Regions from separate parts of the Homo sapiens genome. Here region 2 is linked to region 1. Evidence: chromatin contacts called from ENCODE Hi-C or POLR2A ChIA-PET data. All regions are on one chromosome and are shown on one strand. The core of a region is the stretch at or near the end of the contact, and the rest is flanking DNA. Distances in the headings are between cores, read along the strand shown. Region 1 holds the start of MARK1 (microtubule affinity regulating kinase 1). Region 2 holds the start of MTARC2 (mitochondrial amidoxime reducing component 2).

Region 1 (6,184 bases), core at 2,624-5,123:
TTTTCTTGTTTCATTAAAAAACATGTAAGAGTAATGATAATATATTATCTATATCCATGGTGGAATTATCCAAATAAAATCTAACAAAAGAAAAAAAGAGAAATCTTTTTTACTCTTTTTCTGGACTTACTGTTTATAATCTAAAATCAAACACATTTTGCATAGATTCTATTATCTGCAACACATTTTTTTTACTTTACTACAAAGTGTTTATTGCCTTAAAAGTTAATCATTGGTTGTCCTGTTGTATTTAGCCCGTTGAGGCCTATTAACAAGGCACACACAAATCTTTCATCAAAGAAAATACTCCTGAAAAAGTACACATAGACTGTTCTTAGAGAAAAGCAATTCTTTCTCATTCTACTATATATAGCAGTAGTATATAAGAGATCAGTGCTATAATATTCCTCTTTTGGGATTTTTATTTATCCTGAATATATATTAGTGACACTGAGAAGGGTAGATATTATATATTCCCAAGGACACAAAATCCAAATACGTTATATGGATGACCAAAGAAATGTTTATATTAACTGCAAACGACAACGAAATATCAAGATGGTGTTTTAAATTACTGTATTTGTTGATTTTAATTTCTAAGGAAAATAAAATGTTTTTAGTTAGTGTCCTTGATATACCAAAGGACTTAGAACCCTTTAATAGTCATATGAATATAAAAGTTTTGTAACTATTTTTAAAAATATGTCATGTAATTGAAAATGACTATAAACAAAAATACATTTTGGCTGCCATACTGGCATTAATATATTAGCTAACAAGCAGGCTTGTTACTTTATTTCATCGATGAGAAGTAAAAATGGATGATGCCATTTACTACCAACTAGAGAATAAAGAGAGTCACCAATGGTGATTTCGTAGCCATCAGTGGTGGCCTCTTTGATAAACACCTATAACACCTATAAACCAATTTAGCCCTATTTACACAATGTCTTCTACCATACATTACTTGTTTGGGATTATTATCTCTTCTGTAAGCTCCTTGCAGGGAGAGACTTTATCTTAAACACTACTTCTATATCCCCTTCCCAACCCTTTACCTAAAAAATGAACATGCTGAGTGCATACTTATTAATTGACAGGTGTCATATAATAGATATTTTCCACAGCAATTAGGAGAAAATAAGGTGTGGGTAAAGTAAGCTAAATGGAGATATCATTATGTACAACACAATAAGGCACAAGACCATAAAAGTGACTTTGAAATAACATGTTCAGAAACAGCAAATCAGTTTATACAGCATAATCATTTTCAGAAGGTACTCACAACAAAATTTATCATACTATTATTGCTTAGCTTTAAAATCCTTTTTTGTGTGTTCTTACATGAGAAGCTGCATTTTGTGCTATTCCTTAATGCATATTTCTATAATTATATCTCATGTCTTTATGAAGTACCTTATTCATACAAGTATGAGAAAAGCTATACTATTCAAAATCTAAAAGAAAATAAAAACAATGTATTTTTCCACTCCTCCTGGGTTAACACATACAGTAATTTGCTAATAAAAACAAAGGTTATCATCTGTCATACTTTTCATTCACACTCTTGAATGACAGGCATTTTTTTAATGTTCCTGTTAGAAAAATTCTGTGCCAACTCGGCTTTAAAACCAACTCAAACCAAAATATCCATCTTTTTCTCTGAACTTGTTCAATCTCTCAATCAAAATTATGTATCAATTATATTTTCTAAAATAGTTATGATGCAAATGAAGTTCTAATTTATGATAGCAGCAGCCTTACACTATCTTTCCCATTTAAATGCACGGCGCTAGGGAAGACAAAAGCATACTCTGAAACATCTTCACAGGTCCTCTAACAATGGTCTCTTAGTAGAATTTCTTCTCTCTTTGTATAGTTATATTAAATTTCTGTGCTTCCCTCCTAAGATGAAATCATCTGTTTATACCCCTCCAACAACTCAGAAGTGAGCTTGTATCCTTTCTCTCATGCCTTTTGTCTAAGAACACCAAAGCGCTTCGTTATTTTATTTTACCAACCCCATGAAGTCAGTGGTATATCAAAAGCTGGACGGCTGATGAGATAACTAGACAGAGAGCTCTGGACAGCTGACCAAAACTTAGTACCCCTCTAGGTCCTTAAAATCAGTCGGAAAATCAGCCAAGCCCTATTTACAGGTCTTGAGTGTTTTAAACAAAAACAAAAACAAGAAAACCTTCCCACAAAGGAACTTGCACACACACACACAACTGTACTTTTCAGAAGGTGGAAATACAAGGGATCTTGTTCTTTTCGTTTTTCAAGAGTTTAAAAGCCCGGCACATCTGCATCTTGATAACAGCTCCAGAGGGCAATCTGATCAAAGACACAGAAAATCCCTCCTTTAAAGATGTGCACCTTGTGACACTCCAAGGAGGAGAGATATTTAAAGTAAAACCTGCCCTGCATCATTATCACTGACTTAAGGAAGAGATTAAAAAGCCCTTGGCTTCATGTGGCTTTTCAACATTTTGCTGTAACCCCAGGGCCATAGATGCTGTTCGTGAAATTCTTCTACTCATCCCTACTAAGAGTGTCACAGCAGTATAAACTCATACACAAACACGCACACATCTCCACTTCCATTCCCATCCTTCTCGCTTTGGTGCCCATGACCCAAAATGTGGACACAATGTTACAAAAAGCAAAGTCATGGGGCAATGCGGGGGGAGGAGGGGAGAGTGCAAAGGATTGAAAGATCCAGAAAAGCAAGAGTGTGAGAGGTAGCCGGCTCGTCTGCTATTGTAAAGCAAGCATTCATTCGGGTGGGGGCACAGAATGCAGAGGTAGAAATAAAGCAATCCTGACTGCCCACTCTGCCATCCCATTCTGCTTCTCTGCCCTCCATCACCCCATCCGCCCCTGGAGGACCACCTCCGAGCGAGAGGGCGCCACTTACGGTTCCCTACCCTCACCCTTGAGGGGAAACAAGCGAAATGGGGTTGGAATGAAGAATAGGGCTGAGCAGTGGGTGAGGGTCACGCCGGGCTCCAGGTGGAGACCCTGCCGCGGGTGGCCGCGCCGAGGCACGGGGGACGGCCCAAGCGCGGGTGAAGTGGGGATCAGAGGAGGGTCTCGCCCCCACTGCTCCCGAGGGAGGCTCCGGTTACTCACATTTTCCGTGTCCCGCTCGTTCACCGTCGGCAATGGCGTCCGGGCCGACATTTTGTGCGGGCAGCGGGGTCTGGCCGGGGTCTCGCCGGCCGGGCTGTGGTGCGGGCCCCGGGGGGCGACAGGAAAGGGGTGCGGACGCGAGCACAAGGCCGGGGCGAGCGGCTCCCGCAGGCCGCGGGGCGGTGCAACAAGCGGCCCCGGCGGGGGAAAGAGGGAAGAGGACGCGGAGGAAGAGGAGGGGGAGCCGCTTCCCGCGGCGGCGCCGCCGGGGTATGCGGACAGTAACGAGGGAGGGCTTCGGGCGAGGCGGTTGCCCGGCGCTGGCGGGGCGGCGAGGCTGGCAGGATGAGGCGTGGAAGGGGAGCCGGGAGGCGGTGGCGAGCCCCGCTAGGCTCTCCGGACCATGGGTGAAGGTGAAGCCGGTGCCTCAAATCACTGCCTGGCTCGTCCTGGCGAGCGCCTGGGCGTCAGGAACCGCGGCCCTGACAGCGTCACCCGCGCCGCGCCCCGTTCTCCGCCTCAGGTGTACGGCGCCGCCCGACCCAGCCGCATCCACGCGCCCGGGGCCCAGCGGCGGCGGCGCCCGATCCCCCGGCGCGAATGTCTCGGCTCGGTCCGCGCGGTCACAGCCACCGCCGCCGCCGCGCCTCAGTCAGGAGGAGCGGCCCGAGCCGGCTGCGCGCGGAGCAGCGGGCGCGGCACGCAGCGCCCAGAGGCACTTGGCGGCCGCCGCCGGGTGGGCGGGCGCCAGCCGAGGGGGCCTCTCCATTCATTCCCTCATTAGGGATGCGGGGCCGCCTCCTCCTCCTCCTCCTCCTCCTTTTTCTCCTCCTCCTCCTCCCGCGCTCTCTTGCCCGCCTGTCCCTGTGTTTATTTTTGTTTCGTGCCCCACCCGCAGAGTTTACGGTCGTCTAAGAGCCTCTGGTGGTTTTATTTTTATTCGTGTTTGGTTTTTGCCGGGTTGAGGGTGAGAGAGAGCTGATGTGAATCAGTGGCTTTTTTTTTTCTTTTTCTTTCTTTCTGTTTTTGTTTGTTTGTTTGTTTGTTTGTCCGTTTCATTGGAGAAGAATTGGATTCAATCCTACCCTGGATCCTACCCCTCCTTTTCTCCTACCTCGGGACTTTTACCATTCTTAAATTCTACTCCTCCTCCCCCGTTTCCACGCTTTCTCAATCCCTATCCTCGCCTGAGCCCTCTGTCAGTCTCCTTCTCTAGGGAGCCGTTAGGTTCAGGGTCACCCTCAGAGTTTGGCAAAAAGCACAGAAGCCCCTAGAAGCGCCAGCAGCCTAGGGAGGCGGCTGGAGACTCAGTACAAGTGGGTCTCAGCCCCCGACGGCGCGGCCTCTTCGGGAATGGGGCCGGCGGAAGACGTCTCGCTCTGGGCGCCCTGCAGCACCCTCGGAGTGGGTGAGACCCGCGAGTCACAACATCTACACTGGCTGATCGTCACTTCCTGGGACACAAGGAAGTGTCACTTAGGCGAGCCTGTTTAGGGAGGATGGAGAGCTGTGTCTGATTTGGGCCCTGTCCTCCCTCTTCCAGGTGGCTTCCTCACACTTCCACCCACCTGCCTCAAGACATCCTGTAGGCACCCGCGTCTGTAGTGCATTGTCCAGGACCCATTCGCCTTTTATAAGCAAGGCTGCATTTTTTTTTAATCTCATTTGAGAGCTTACATTTTGCACATTCAGCCTGTAGAACGAAAACCTTATCGTCTCTCTATTCTTCTTTGCAACATTTCTTTTTCACTTCCTTTCATGGATGGGCAGGAAGACAAAAGGAATGAAAGATAGGAGCGGATACATTGATTTTCTGAGCTGCTTCAGTATGCCTCCAGTGGAATTCTTATAATGGTGGGAAATTTCTCGTCTCTTCTGAATTTCCTCCATTTGAAAGAAGAATCCCTGAACCAGATGGTTTTTATCCTGACTCATTAAAGGTTGTTTCTGAAAAGTTAACACTTGACCCTTGAAGCATGGGTCCAAAAGACCTGAAAATAGCAAACACAAAAATCCTTTGAGGAAAGAAGCAATTCTCACCCAGTCTATATTCACTTCTAGAACACCATCTGTGTACTTATTTCTTTAGCATTTTCTCTTGTAACCACTTACCAATTTCACAAAGCAAATGAAAAAAAAAAAAAAAACAAGATCCCTTTGGTGGTCATCACCACTTCTCAAACAGAATTTAGGCAGCGGAACTGCAATGCTGCCTCCTGAACTATGATGTGTTACTGAGAATGTCAAGCATTTACGTGCCCTCTGCAGAAAATCCTGAATCACCAAGATACATTGAAGTTGCAAGGGCATAATCCTGTATTTTTCTGGTTATTTTCTGGTTAACTATTGCGACGGCTGCCTGTAGGGGCTGCCATCACAGTGTCAGCGGCATCACTGACTGCTGCAGCCACACAAGGGTACCTAGTGTTGCAATAGTACCTGAGTTAACCTAGCAATAAACAAGTAGCTGTGAAAAGGCGTTCAGCCCCATTGGAATATGAATCATTCCTTCAGCTGGTAGTATGTATTTTGCTCTTTAAAGTATACTCACATATTTTTCTATCTTTATAATCGTGGTGACCCTGACAGGCATATTTATTTCCATTTTACAAAATTCCACTAAGTTAACTTGTTCAAGATCACAGATGCACCAGGTTAATAAGATACAGAAGAAGATAACTGAAATATGTGGTGCTGTTCAATCTTGCACCAGTCACAAAAACCATAGGTTCACCCCATAAGATATAATGGCTAATTCGAGACAGAGCTTAAAGGAGAGCCCCAGATTCTGGCACAGTGGCTTCCACAGATTTTAAAGTGTCTGTTAAAAGCCATGGACAAATCCCTTAGCTATATTTGCTACACAATGCTCACTATTTCACATATTGAAATTTACGGAATATCACATAATAATAGGAAGGGATATTTATTGTTTAAGTCAATCCCCAAGAACACTTCTAACAGTGAAACTACATTCAAAGAGAGTCATTACTAGGTAGCTCGAATCCATAATTCTAGCTAGCCAAATTGTTTTTTTGGATAGAACAAT
Region 2 (6,184 bases), core at 1-2,500, 220 kb before region 1:
GTAATCTCAGCTACTTGGGAGGCTGAGGCAGGAGAATTGCTTGAACTTGGGAGATGGAGGTTGCAGTGAGCTGAGATAGTGCCACTGCACTCCAGCCTGAGCTACGAAGTGAGATTCTGTCTCAAAAAAAAAAAAAAAAAAAAAGAAGAAGGCATCTTAATCCTAAGTATGAAATGTCTATGTGTCAGGCCCAAAAGTCCCAAAGTTCCAGGCTGTGAACAACTCTGCCTATGGGAGAAGGGGGGACACTATTCCCTTAATGGCAAGTATCACCTCTGCCCCAGAGTCCCCATGCCACTTGCTCATCCTTCATCAAAGTGTATCAGGCCTCCAGGGCACCCCCAGGATTGGAGAAATGTGAGGAACAAGGCCCAGCAAGGCCTAAGCCAATGTCCTTGAACAACACTTGGTTTCTTTCTTGCTGCTTTCTAGTGCCAATAGCTTTATTTTTCTACTTTGGTATACTAGGATAGAATCACAAACTTTAGAGCTAAGGAGACTTGGAGATACAGGTCAGACCCCCTCCTGTTACAGAGGAGGAATCTCTCGTCTAGGGAAGGGCAAGGGATTGCCCCTACCTACTTTACCAAAAATAAACCTGGCATGAACTTGGCCTTCCCAGATAAACGACCAACGGCCCAACAGTCAGCCCAGAAACTCAGGTGGCAAACCTCTATAGTCCTTCCCAGATAGATCGGGCCCCACCTGCCCCCCCGCTCCTCATCCCAGGCAGGCTCCGCGCTGCCCCGCGCCCGCGCTGTGCTGTACCTGTCCCGCAGGTTGCCGCTGCGCAGCCCCATGGCCGTGCACTCAGCCTCGCTCACCGGCACCCCTTTGCAGGATTTCACCGGGTAGATCCAGAGCTTCGCCACGGTGCCCACCTGCTGCAGCCGCCGGCGCCGCCTGGGCCATGCGCGGCGCCAGGCGACAGTCCCCAGGGCCACGGCGGCCAGTCCTAGCGCGGCGACCCCGAGCCACCTGGGCCAGGGCCGGGCTGGGAGGCCGAGGCGGGCCAGCGCGGAGGAGCTGGAAGCGCCCATGGCAGAGCGAGGGCGGGCGCGGACCGGCGCACAGACCCGGCAGCGACCGGAGACCGGGAGGACGAGGAGGCCCTTAAGGATCCGGGCAGGCGAGAGGAGTCAAAGTTGACCCAACTACGGACCCTCTCACACTTTCACCGCCGAGACGGCAGAGCAGTTCCGCGGAGAGCGGGAATGCCTTAATGCGGTGACCAAGCCTGCGCGGTAATGGAGGAAGACAGGCAGACAGCGGCGGGGGTACCCTGGGCGCCGTGGGAGCGACGCCGCCCAAAGCAAGCGAGCTAATGGGGCGGCCTCTGGGGTGGTCAGTGTCTCCTCCCTCTTCCCCGCCCCTACAACACGACAGTTACCCATGCAACATGACCTTCAGCGCCAGCACTCTGCCACCCCCTTCTCTGCTAATACTGCACGCTTAGTCGCTCGACAAGATCACCGCAGAACGTGAAGGCGGGTTGCCCAACGGAGGATTTACAAACATTTGGGAACGACTTTTTCTGGCAGGTCGCTGTGAGAACTGCAGGACTTTCTGCACACAAAGACACAGTCTAAACCTCTGCACTCAAAGACGAGGAACTCTAGCGTGGCTTATAGGAGCATGACTCAAGGTCCCCCACCCTCCGCTGCCGCCTAACCTCGACCCCAGTAAAATGTCTTCCCGAGAAAGCTCAAGGCAGCCAGGAGAATTCCCCGTTTATTCTAGCCAACACCCGATGGTAAAGCCCCTGACCTCCCTTTTTTAGGATATTTTCTTAAAAGGGCTTACAACTGTGAATCCTTTCTCTGTTGCTTTGAGATGTATATGTATCGCCTACACCTCAGAAGTGTCTTTCTCAAGGACCTGAAAGCCATTGCTCTGAAATGCAGTCATGGGGAGGATAGGCCTCTGTCCCCCAGTCTCTGTGGGAGGATAGAATCCCAGCTTCATAACGGCCAGCTCCAGGCACAGCTGCCCGTCATTAATACTGACCGCCCCTTCATGATTTTTCACTTGATCCCCTGCTAGCTTCCCGGCCCTATTCTCTCCTTCACCCTTTAAAACGCCCATTCTGCTATGCACAAATGAGAATGATCAGCTTTTTCTCCTACTGTAAGTAGTTACTGAGTAAAATCTGTTTTCATGGTTTAACTAATGTCTGGCTTTGTTGATCTTTAACACCTCCATTCAAGCAAGCTATTGGGTTAACAGTGGATTTTCTCAGACAAATTAAGGTTTGAAGTCTTTCAAGTTTTTTGTTGTTGTTCTGTTTTTCAAAAGTTTGTCCCTTAAACTGTGGCACAGTTCTAGGAAAGTTTAAGGAGGCCAACCAGTGGGCCACCCCCCAAATCTGGGCTGGCCACCTCCAGAGAAAGGGGCCCGTTCTGGAGTGTGGGAAGAGACTCCGGGAAGGATGGAGAACCAGAGGAGCCAGGTTCCCTTTGGCTGTTCCTTGTGAAAAGTGAAAGACAAAACAGGGCCTGAATCTCTCCCCACCCAGGAAAAAACCTCAGGCCAGCAGAATTAGTCCCTCAATCCCCATACATTTACATCATGCTTGGCAGCTGCGACTTATGGATTTGTTTTTTAAGCATGGTGTGGTGAATGTGATGTGTGTACACTTGTAGCTGACCCCCTTTGCCTCTCCCAACTCCTGAGGAGGGTCAGAGTCCTCCCTGCCCACAAGCCTGCTGTCAGAGTGAGGGGCTTACAAAGCCATCGCCTCGCTATACGTGAGCTCCCAGACAGGGCAAATGTCTTATTGATTAATCATCTCTTTCTTTCACCACATAGATATTGATCATTCACCAGGCTTCGTCCTAGATTGGCACTGGGGATTTAAAGTTTAGAAGAAGCTGCCCTTCCATCCAGTTCACTGACTCCCCAGAAGACTGACACCTCCCCTGCAAGTCTAGAGGATAATGTCAGAGGAGAAGCAAGGTCAAGATGCAGAGGATGCAGAGGCAAAAGAGCAGCTGAATCTCAGGACAGTGCTGTTTTCAGAGGGCGGAGCTTTGGAGCTGAGACTTGAACATGAGGAGGGGCTTGGAGATGGGTAAAGGAGAGGATTCTGGGCAAAAGGAGCAGCACGTGCAATAGCCTGAAAAAATGGAAGGAACAAGAGAGTGTGGCATGTTTGGGCAACCACCAGCAATCCAGCTGTATTAGGATGTACCTGTGCATGCAGCAGGTGGCGGGAGTTGAGGCAGGACAGGTGGGCAGAGGTCAGATCAACAGGCATCTTATCTCTACTTAATGTGGAGACACCTCAGAATTCTGAACAACAGTCTGGCATGATTAGACTTGGGTGCTAGGAAGGCCATTCTGGCTGCTCTGAGAAAGAGTAACACCAAAGATGGTTAGATGAGTTGCAAATGCCCTAGTTCAGGCTGATGTAATTCCAAATCAAGGAAAAATAACAGTGGGGCTGGAGATAGACATGTGGTTAGGAGAGATGGTCAGGGGACAGAATTAACAAGAGATAGTGATGACAGAACACAGAGCCAGAGGGAGAGGAAGAGCCCACGGGGCCTCCTGGCTCTGTGGCATAAAAGTCTGGGGTGGGATGGGGGTACCATTCTCAGAGATTAAGAATTCAAGAGAAGCTGGGCACAGTGGCTCACACCTGTAATCCCAGCACTTTGGGAGGCCGAGGTGGGCGGATCAGGAGGTCAGGATATCGAGACCATCCTGGCTCACATAGTGAAACCCCGTCTCTACTAAAAATACAAAAAATTAGCCAGGCATGGTGGTGGGCATCTGTAGTCCCAGCTACTTGGGAGGCTGAGGCAGGAGAATGGTGTGAACCCAGGAGGCGGAGCTTTCAGTGAGCCGAGATCGCGCCACTGCACTCCAGCCTGGGCGACAGAGAGAGACTCCGTCTCAAAAAAAAAAAAAAGAGAATTCAAGAGAAGAAGATAGTCTGGGAAAAAAGATGATGAGCCTATTGTGAACAGCGAGTGAGAGGTATCTTTGAGACATCAAAGAAGAAATAGTTACCTAGATAGATGGGTAACTTGACCTTTCCATGCTTCCACCTCCTCATGTGCAAAATGATGGGGATAGACATCAAGTGAGGAACTTTGCCATGGTGAGTGCTGCCAAGTCTTTGCTGTCTTCACCAGCCATTATCTATCATAGCCTGCCCTGTTTAAGCTTCACCAATGCTGGGGTTGGGGGTGCCTTCAGGGGAGCAGGGAAATTCCTTATCAGTAATGTGTACATTTGCAGCCCAGCATCTTCATTTGTAGAATTAGTGAGGGGTGATGAGAGGCTGTATTAGTCCATTCTCACACTGCTATAATGAAATACCTGAAGCTGGGTCATTTATCAAGAAAAAATGTTTAATTGGCTCATAGTTCTGCAGTCTGTACAGGAAGAACGGCGGCTTCTGCTTCTGGGAGACCTCAGGGAGCTTTTACTCATGGTGGAAGACAAAGCAGCAGTGGATGTCTTACATGATAGGAGCAGGACCCAGAGAGAGGGGGGAGGTTCCACATGCTTTTAAACAGCCAGATCTCATGAGAACTCACTCTCAGGATGATAGCACCAAGGGGAATGGTATTAAACCATGAGAAACCAGCCCCATGATCCAATCACCTCCCAGCAGGCCTTAACTCCAACACTGAGGGTTGCAATTGAACATGAGATTTGGTTGGGGACACAGATCCAAACCATATCAAAGGTTGAGGATTCATGAGTCTAATTGGCTGTTTGCATATCTTTTTTCCCTTCTGATTTGAATCAACTTATCTATTTTTTTGTTAATTTATAAGATCCTTTTATAAATTAAGAAAATTACCCTTTTATCATGCCTTCCCAAGTCATAACTTTTTCCCCTAGTTTGTCATATTTTGGCAACTTCTGCTTAGGAAAAATCTTTCTAGTGAATAAGACATCATTGTCTGCCTAGAGGCACTGACATAGATAAAGAAAACTCTGTCAATTAAAATATCAACCAAGAAACCAGAGAAAAAAAGAAGCCTAAAACCCAAATATTACCTTGCTTAGCCAGGTCCTCTTCAGGAAGGTGAGTACCCAGCAGCCAATGGAAGTATTCATCAGGGCCATGTAGCAGTTTGTCTTTCCTGGGGAGATGAGCACATCAGATTATCAGGCAGTGAGGATAGTCAACCTTCAACCCATATAACAAATCTCATGACGCAGGCTAGGCTAAAATATTGTAACAACCTCAACATCTCAATGCTCTAACAAAATAAAAGTTTATTTCTCACTTACATCCCAGTTTGATGCAGGCCAAACATTAATCAAAGGTCCCCTTAGGCCAGGCCCAGTGGCACACACCTGTAATCCTAGTGCTTTGGGCGACTGAGGCAGGAGGATCACTTGAGCCCAAGAGTTCAAGACCAGCCTGGGCAACATAATGAGACCCTGTTTCTACAAAAAATTTAAAACAACAGAAAAAGAGAGAATGAGGCAGGCATGGTGGTGCATGCTTGTAATACTAGCTACTTTGGACACTGAGGCAGAAGAGCCGCTTAAACTCAGGAGTTTGAATGGATATTAAGCATATATATATAGTGGAAGAAGAACCATGGCTAGGAAGTCAAAATGCCCTAGTGACTATGAAAATCCAGCCACATGACCAGGGCTGAAAGCACCAGATTAGAAACTCAAGCTTGATAGTCAGCACCTTCAGCTTTGAAAGGAAGATGGCATTGGATCTCTCACCTACTTTCCCTTGAACACATAAAACCAAGTGGCAGGGACAGAGCAAGATGTCTGATTAGCAGCCTCTATAGATCATCCTCCATGCAGAGACACCAATTTAACAACTATCTATACTACAAAGTACCTTTATAAGAACCAAAAATCAGGTGAGCAATCAAAGTACCTGGTTTTAACTTCGTATCACTGAAAGGGGCACTGAAGAGGGTAGGAAAGATAGTCTTGAATTGCCAGTACCACCCTCCCCAGTCTCCTGGCAGTGGCCAAGAGAGAGTCTGTGCTCTTGGGGGAGGAAGAGCACAGCGATTGTGGAACTTTGCATTGGAACTCAGTGCTTTCCTATCACAGCAGTAAGCAATATGGGCAGAACTCAGCTGACACCCATGGAAGGAGCACTTAGACCAGCCCCAACCAGAGGGGAATCACCCATCCCAGCAGTCACAACTTAAGTTTCAGCAAGCCTTGCTTCCACAGGCTAACG

What was found. A loop is a pair of places that touch in the nucleus more often than their neighbours do. ChIA-PET counts read pairs that join two places held with the same protein, here RNA polymerase II (POLR2A). Pooled maps may share reads with other maps.
Region 2: a loop to region 1 is called in a map of heart left ventricle, with 4 times the contacts of the local background. The contact joins the promoter of MTARC2 here to the promoter of MARK1 in region 1. A Hi-C loop is called at or near these places in 5 of 168 maps with a recorded cell type or tissue (Right ventricle myocardium inferior, ascending aorta, endothelial cell of umbilical vein and 2 more), 3 of 37 single-sample maps with no recorded cell type and 19 of 50 pooled maps. POLR2A ChIA-PET finds 5 or more read pairs at or near these places in 1 of 52 experiments (WTC11).

Annotation. Positions count from the first base shown.
Region 1 is chr1:220,525,825-220,532,008 of GRCh38, reverse strand. It overlaps MARK1 (microtubule affinity regulating kinase 1), which reads right to left and starts at 3,873. Exons shown (of 18, transcript NM_018650.5): 1 at 3,136-3,873. The coding sequence starts at 3,186. RefSeq lists a silencer at 3,510-3,809.
Region 2 is chr1:220,743,388-220,749,571 of GRCh38, reverse strand. MTARC2 (mitochondrial amidoxime reducing component 2) reads right to left here and starts at 1,250. Exons shown (of 8, transcript NM_017898.5): 1 at 769-1,250. The coding sequence starts at 1,040. It overlaps LOC124904516 (a long non-coding RNA gene), which reads left to right and starts at 757. Exons shown (of 2, transcript XR_007066884.1): 1 at 757-1,753; 2 at 2,809-5,252.